Regions from separate parts of the Mus musculus genome. Here region 2 is linked to region 1. The links are chromatin contacts, found by POLR2A ChIA-PET in ENCODE. All regions are on one chromosome and are shown on one strand. Each heading gives the region's core, a stretch centred on a gene start or an enhancer-like site at or near the end of the contact. The rest is flanking DNA. Distances are from core to core; before and after follow the strand shown.

What was found. ChIA-PET counts read pairs that join two places held with the same protein, here RNA polymerase II (POLR2A).
Region 2: POLR2A ChIA-PET joins it to region 1 with 62 read pairs in embryonic stem cell. The contact joins the promoter of Cldn3 here to the promoter of Cldn4 in region 1. POLR2A ChIA-PET finds 5 or more read pairs at or near these places in 4 of 5 experiments (Patski and embryonic stem cell).

Annotation. Positions count from the first base shown.
Region 1 is chr5:134,944,692-134,948,749 of GRCm38, reverse strand. It overlaps Cldn4 (claudin 4), which reads left to right and starts at 1,816. Exons shown (of 1, transcript NM_009903.2): 1 at 1,816-3,627. The coding sequence starts at 2,005. The coding sequence ends at 2,637.
Region 2 is chr5:134,983,893-134,987,950 of GRCm38, reverse strand. Cldn3 (claudin 3) reads right to left here and starts at 1,737. Exons shown (of 1, transcript NM_009902.4): 1 at 475-1,737. The coding sequence starts at 1,506. The coding sequence ends at 847. It overlaps Wbscr25 (Williams Beuren syndrome chromosome region 25 (human)), which reads left to right. Exons shown (of 5, transcript NR_026907.1): 5 at 361-518.

The DNA of each region.
Region 1 (4,058 bases), core at 567-3,066:
GTCAGTATAGGAAACCCTGTCTCGAAAGAAAGAAAGAAAGAGAGAGAGAGAGAGAGAGAGAGAGAGAGAGAGAGAGAGAGAGAGAGAGAAAGAAGCAAAGAAAGAAAGAAAGAAAGAAAGAAAGAAAGAAAGAAAGAAAAAGGAAGGAAGGAAGAAAGAGAGAGAGAGAGAGAAAGAGAGAGAGAAAGAAAGGCAGACTAGCCAAGGACAGTCAGGGGTGATCCCAGATGGGGCTATGATTACAGGAACTACATCAATGACCCCCTTCTCCTAGTTCCCCTCTGCCCCTCCTGTGCACCTGTGGTTCTCCTTATCTGTATTTTCCCAGGTGCCTTTGGGATACATGTGGTCCCTTCTCAGCCTGCTCTCTCTTGGATGGACATGTTCATCTCTGTCCTTTGTACCAGGTGGGGTGGGAGCGGGGCAGGGGGTGAGGGAGCACAGGAGACTGTCTTTCCCTCGGCTACCCCTCCCCCACCCCCCCAAGGCCAGTGTCTGGTCAAACTAGATTCCTTGTCTTGTGAAACATCTCTCTGACCCGGGTCTCCTTGCTGTCCCCTCCCTGCAGGAGATGTCCTCTTTGACCCAGTGCCCACTGCATTGCCCAATCACCCTGAGAGGGTTTGTGTCTCTTCGTACTGGTGTCCCTAGCATAATCTCAAAATACATTGACTCCTAGAAGTCCTCTGGAATTGTGGCTGGAAGCACACCATCTCTCTTCATCTCCCTGCAGACAGACCTCTGGTGGAGGGCCCCCTTTCTCTTCGATGTCACCAAGGACTTTGTGCCCAGGCTGGCTTTATGGGAACGGCTCCTGTGTCTCAGAAGAATAAACATCCTGTCTCTGGGGCCTGGCTGGGTTTTGAATTTGTCTCCATCCAGTTCTCACCAAGCAAGGCTCAGCCCTAGGAAGGAAGAGAGGACAGGATTCTGTCACGACCCCACCACCCCCAATTTTAAATTGTGTTTATTTATTGATGACATTTGTGCATCAGAGGACATGTGTGTCTCCTGTCACAGAGGTCCCAGGTCCTTGGGGCTTGGAAGCAAGCAGCTCTACCCACTGAACCATCCCACCAGCCTTTCTGCCTTTCCCTGTTTCTTGTTCTGGACCAAAGTGCCTCGCCTCTACACCCTGAGGCACTATGGCTGGGTGGGGAAATCACATTAGGACAGCAGGTGATCTGGCTCCCGCTGTCCCCACCCCAGGTCCTCATTTCCCCACACCAACTTCCTCTGGCCAACAGTAGGAAAGTTGCTGTTGAGGCAAAGTACAGATGTTGTCCCATTAATGACAATAATAGCCATGATGGTGGTGATAAAGTTGATTTGGTAAAAGCAACACTAATTAAGACAGGGGTTCTCTTGGACACCCCTAGACACTAGGTTCAGATTCTCCAGTAAAGGGTCTTCATTCTCTTGTCTCACGGGAGCCTGGAATGAGTCTTGGGGACCTTCCCACGGGAGCCCGGAATGAGTCTTGGGGACCTTCCCTATAGGCTCTGAACCCTGGGGAGGCTTGCTTCTCAGTCTAAGTTGTCCCCACCCGGTGAGCATCCAGGTGCTCTAGGCTGGTGACTCAGTGTCTGTGTCCCAGCTGACCTCAGCGTGAGCCTGGGGGCTGGGGGAGATGATAGTTTCTTGTGATACTGGCGGGTGACTCAGGGGCCCAGGACAGGGGCCTCTGAACGCCTTTGTTGGCCCAAGCTCAGGAATCCAGAGAAACTGGTCCCGAGGGAGGCCTCCGGGACTGAAACCCCTCCCTCTGCCTCCGCCCCTCCTCTAGGAGCTTTAACTGCAGCACCTGTGGCCGCCCTTTCTTGTTGCAGGTGCAGGCAGGAAAGAGCTGCAGTGTTCGCGCTTGGTAGCTGGTGCATCGGACTCAGCTGGCTTTGTGTCCCTGAGGCTCACCGAAAAAAACTTTCTCAGCCCTCTGACTCCAGAGAGAGAGAGAGAGAGGTACTTTTTGTGGTCACCGACTTTGACCCCTGCAGAGGCTGAGCGATGGCGTCTATGGGACTACAGGTCCTGGGAATCTCCTTGGCAGTCCTGGGCTGGCTGGGGATCATCCTGAGTTGTGCGCTCCCCATGTGGCGGGTGACCGCCTTCATCGGCAGCAACATCGTCACGGCACAGACCAGCTGGGAGGGCCTCTGGATGAACTGCGTGGTGCAGAGCACAGGTCAGATGCAGTGCAAGATGTACGACTCGATGCTCGCCCTGCCGCAGGACCTGCAGGCCGCCCGAGCCCTTATGGTCATCAGCATCATCGTGGGTGCTCTGGGGATGCTTCTCTCAGTGGTAGGGGGCAAGTGCACCAACTGCATGGAGGACGAGACCGTCAAGGCCAAGATCATGATCACCGCCGGAGCCGTGTTCATCGTGGCAAGCATGCTGATTATGGTGCCCGTGTCCTGGACCGCTCACAACGTCATCCGCGACTTCTACAACCCTATGGTGGCTTCCGGGCAGAAGAGGGAAATGGGGGCCTCGCTTTACGTCGGCTGGGCGGCCTCCGGGCTGCTGCTCCTGGGAGGAGGCCTCCTCTGCTGCAGTTGCCCACCTCGTAGCAACGACAAGCCCTACTCGGCCAAGTACTCCGCCGCCCGCTCTGTCCCCGCCAGCAACTATGTGTAAGGTGGGCCACTCTGTCCACATTGCCTTTGTTATCTTTTTTTCGGATTGAGCTCATAACAGCCTGTGGCCCCTCACATTCTCCAGGACCTGCCCTGCTATGGGCCACTAACTGCTTGCTGGGGACAGGCAAACCCGGACTGTGCAAAGTTACTAGCCCGTAGCTCTTGGGCTGCTCCACATGGCTCCTTACGGCCGGCAAGAATGGATGTAAAAATATCTTGCTGCTTACATCCAAATTGCTGGTGGATATGGGGCTGAAGGCAGAAGCAGCTGGGAAGGGCAGTAGAGGCGCAAGCTGGGTCCTGCTGGCCGGGGTAGCTCAGCTGTGACTTTGGACTCTGGAGTGGATGTCCTCATGTTAGCAAACGTCCACTGTCCTTTCTCTATCCCCCTCACTCAGCCTACACGTTACTCCAGCGCTACTCTTGCCATTACGCCCCGTGTTTCCGAGCACAGCTGGTCCTACCCCAAGTCATGGTGTGCTGAGTGACTGACTGAGGGGCCATTGAGAGCCGGTGGGCTCTGCCATGGAACCCTTCCGTTGATTAGCAATGACTGTGCTTGACCCACCCACCTACCCTACTAATGAATTTCTGTAGAGTGGATGGACGGGTTTGAGGGAAGAAGGGTGGAGGTGGATTAAACTGGTTTGGGGAGGGCTGGGGACCTAGAAGCAGCCCAGTGTGTCCCCACCCCTTTTCCGCACTGTCTTGCTAATGTTCTGATCACTGTGCGCCCCCTCCCTCTTCAGAAGGACCCTGGGCCTCTTGAGTTGGCCCCTCTGAGTTCCCTCCCTTTGCCCATTTCAAGGACACCGGCCAGTCTGCGGAAGGAAGGTACGGGGGGGGGGGGGGGGGGTGATGGCATTGTACCAGGGAGTCTCCTGGACTCCCCTGCCTTCTCTGTGGTTTCTTGTTTTGTAATTTAAGGTCTGTTCACAGCTGTAATTATTATTATTTTCTACAATAAATGGCACCTGCATACAGGAAAGGTTTGGGCTGTTCTCTATCTGTGGATGGGACTGGGCTGGAGGGGCGGCTAAGGGTTCACAGGAGACCTTGATGTTCTAATAAGATGAAGTGGTGGAGCTGTTGGTGGAGAGTGTGCCTGGCACGCCAGAGGCCCCGTGTCCCACACTCATCCCCAAATGAAGGTCACCCCCCACCCCCCACCCCCACACACACTAAGCTGTAGGTTCAAGGCTAGCCTGGTCTACAGGAAGCCCTGTCTCAGAAAGTGATTCAGGAGTTCTCACTGTAAAAATGAGAACTTCCTCTATCCTGGAGGACCATGGGCTTTGAGACCTTTATTTGCTTTTTTTTTTTTAGATACAGTATAAAGCCCAGACTAACATCAAACTCAATGCAATTCTCCTGCCTCAGTTTTGATGAGATTACCATGATGACAATCTCTTCATTTGT
Region 2 (4,058 bases), core at 488-2,987, 39 kb before region 1:
GTCCTTTAGGTGAGGCATTTGGTCTGAACAATAGGTCTTTTTGTTCCACGTCTCCAAATATGAAATCTCGGTAGAGAATGTAATTCTTTAGCTTGCACATCAGCTACCCCAAATGCCCGGAGCAAGGCTGTGGATACAAGCACAAACCAACTAGGCTGTCCCAGAGAAGAGTCCCTGTGTTCTTCCCCTTGCCCCTCTCCAGCAGAGTTCCTCATACGCCCTCTGGCTGGATTGCTAGATAAACCTCGCTCGCCATAGGGTCTGTGGAGATCAGTGCTGGGATATCTCCCAAGTGTTACCCACCTAGTGAGCACAAAAACTCATGTGTACCCCCACTTTCTCCTTACTCAACCTGTGAAGCTGTTTAAAGCTCGCTGCCCGTGATGAGGGCTATTCGAGGGACAGTCCCCAGCAGGTGCCCCGTAGGGGAGGTGGTAGCCTGTGCGGTGGCGTTCAGGATAAGGAAGCTCCAGCGACTGCAAAAAACGAAAGACTTTTATTGAAAAATATGAAATGGCCCGTTTCATGGTTTGCCTGTCTCTGCCCACTGTGAGCTTCTGCGGGGCTGGCAAGTAGCTGCAGTGGCCACCCCAGCCCAGTTCTTGGGAAGGGCGAGGTTTCTTTGTCCATTCGGCTTGGACAGTTCCTAGGCCCGGTAGTCAGGTGGCAGCCGGAGAAGGGGAGATGCCAGCCTGTCTGTCCTCTTCCAGCCTAGCAAGCAGACTGTGTGTCGTCTGTCACCATCTGGAAGGTGGGGTGGTCTCAGACGCGAGGCTGCACGCTGGACGGGTGGGGTTCATCGACTGCTGGTAGTGGTGACGGTACGGTCTGCGTGCACCCGGCCCCTCAGACGTAGTCCTTGCGGTCGTAGGCGGTGCCGGTACCGGTGCCAGGGCCGGTGGATCGCGGCGCAGAATAGAGGATCTTGGTGGGTGCATACTTGTCGCGCGGTGGGCAGGAGCAACACAGCAAGGCGCCCCCTAGCAACTGCAGCGCGGCGGCAGCCCAGCCCACGTACAACCCAGCTCCCATCTCCCGCTTCTGGGCCTCGGGCACCAACGGGTTATAGAAATCCCTGATGATGGTGTTGGCCGACCAGGACACCGGTACTAAGGTGAGCAGAGCCGCCAACAGGAAAAGCACTCCCGCCACGATGGTGATCTTGGCCTTGGCCGTCTCGTCTTGTACGCAGTTGGTACACTGGGCGCCCACGAGCGCCACGAGGAGCCCGAAGGCGGCCAGCAGGATGGACACCACGATGAGGGCTCGGGCGGCCTGCAGGTCCTGCGGCAGGGCCAGCAGCGAGTCGTACATTTTGCACTGCATCTGACCGGTGCTCTGCACCACGCAGTTCATCCACAGGCCCTCCCAGGTGATCTGCGCCGTGATGATGCTGCTGCCGATGAAGGCCGAAACGCGCCACATGGGAAGGGCGCAGCACACGATGGTGCACAGCCAGCCCAGCACGGCCAGCGACGTGCCGGTGATCTCCAGGCCCATGGACATGGCTGCTGGACTTGAACCGGCTCGGCCGGGCAGCTCAGGGGACTGGGAGACCAGGGATCGCGGCCGCTGGACCTGGGAATCAACTGCCCTTCGAAAACTGACGGACGTCTGTCGCCGGGAACGACGGGTGGGTGGCAAAGGACGGAGCGCGCTTAACGGCTCCTCTCCTGGGGCTCGCACAGAGACTGCCCCTGCACCTGCCTGTGGCTTTGGAGACTGGCTTCTGAGACTGGGTTGGCTCTGGGATGGGGTGGGTTGGACTTAGCTTGGTGCCTAGAGGAGGAGGGTGGAGCTCGCTCTTCTGGCCCAGGGGACAGTGACGTGTGTCCCGTCCAGTCCGGTCCGTCCTCCCCAACCCCCTTCACCATAGGAGAAAGGATTTGGCTAGAACCTCAATGCTGAAGTGTATGTGTTGTGTGTGGCGGGGGTGGGGGTGGGGTGGGAGAGTGTGTATCGAAGGAGGGCGGGGTCGTCTAAGCTCCCTCCCTTCCCAACCTCCCCAAGCTCCTTAAGCATAACGAATTCTCTAGAGCTATACAGAGTGGGAGGGGCGCTTCAAGGATTTGAAGTGCAAATCACCAATTGTAAACTGCTTGACTCTCTTGTCCCCCACCTCCGTCTTCTTTAGCGCGGGAGGCGTAGGATGGAGGCGCGGCCAATTCCTCTGGACAACCCGGACTGGGAGGACCTAGGTGGGGGCGTGGCTGAGGCTGTTTGTCGCCGTAGGTGGATGGAATTGTAGCACCTGCTCCAAGTCCCTCAGGCTTTGACACAAGCACTCTGGCCTTGTCCAAGTGCAACCTGATATACAGAACTCTGAAACCAGGGACAACGACCACCTGCAGAGCCCACTCTGCACCTCAGGGACCGGTGTTGAGTTCAAATTCTTGTCCAGCACCCTCATGTGACCTGGGCTGGTGGCAAGCCTACATGGCTTAGCTCAAATGCCCGCCCACCTAGAAGCTGCTTTCCCCCACGGAGGTTCTCTAGATGGAGTCTTGTTTTCTTTCCTTTGGGGGTGGGGGCGGGGCAGAGTGAGTACCAGGGTGAGTGAACAGTGGGAAAGAGATTTGATACACATGAGAAAAAAAAAAGACGTCTAGCCAGGTGTGTTGGCTCCTGCCTGAGGCTGAGGCAAGCAGACAGCTGTGAGTTCAAGGCCAGATACAGCGAAACTGTGTCTCACAACTCCTGTGCAGAAGCCCTGTGCAGCATGCCATGCCTGTAGTCCCAGAGCTTGGGAAAGTGGAGGCAGGCAGGAGTTCAAGACCATCTTGGCGACACGGAGAATTCAAAGCCAGATGGGCTACATGAGACCCTGGCTCAAACAAGCTACAAAGTAACACCAAAAAAGCCCCCAAAACACCAATTCCTTTTGCCTCCGGACACTGACTCCCCTGCCGCACACCTTGGGGTGGCGCATGCTCCGACTTCTCCCGTTGCCTCTTCCCTTCACCTCAGCTAGGATACAGCTCTTTTGGTTTAGTTTCCTATACATCCTCTTCGAGGACCCGTGCTTGGGGTCCTTTCTCCATGAGACACTCCTACAGCTCTCCGCATAGCTCACTGACCTCGCTTCATAGTTTCAGAGGCTGGAGATGGAGCTCAGTGGCTAGAGTGCTTGGCCAGCCTGCACGAAGCCTCTGGTCTGTCCCTGGCACGGAATAAACCCTAATAGATGGATGGCACTTCAGCAAGCACCACACCGAGATCCTCCCCAGCTGATTTGGAGGTCAGTGTGGGTGGCTTGGAACCCTGCACCCAAATAGAAACAGGACAACAAAATCGTCCCAGCTTCTTACCCACAATGCCACGTTCTTTTTCTGTTTTGTTTTGTTTTGTTTTGTTTTCGAGACAGGGTTTCTCTGTTGTAGCCCTGGCTGTCCTGGAACTTGTGCTGTAGACCAGGCTGGCCCGGAACTCACAGATCCACCTGCCTCTGCTTCCCATGTGCTGGAAGCACTGTTCTCTTTGCCACTTTGATACCTTTGTTTTCTTTCATATTTGACATTATCTAAAGTGGCCTCTGGCTTTCCTTTCTTCCCCCCTCCCTCCTTTTCTCTCCCTGCTTTCCTTTTTTCTCTCCCTCCCGCTCCCTCCTCCCGGTCCCCCCCACCCCGCCCCCTCCACTCCTCCCCGCCCCAGGGTGGCCTTAAACTCCAGGTTGTTTTGCCTCCCCTGCACAAGTGGCAAGCTTCTTTGTGAGAGAGGCCACGCTTGGTTTCTCATTTATTTGTTTCTTTGTCTCTGCTCCGGTCTGTTACCACCACCAGGACATTCAGAATGTTCCAAGGACAAACATTTTTGCCTGTTTTATTATGTGACACTCCCGATGCCTAGAACAGGGCTGGGTGCTCTGAGAGGTAATTGACTTAGCACTTTCCCTTGTTTCAGCAACCTGTCCTGCCAGGGCTCTATGTCCAGGGATGACCTCGTGTTGTGAGGGCCCCAGGGGCTTTGCAATTAGCTAGGAAGCTGAGATCCATCCAGCTAGATGAAGGCTTTCTGGAGGCAGATGGTCCAGAGGACAAAAGCCCTTGTTTTCAAGCTTG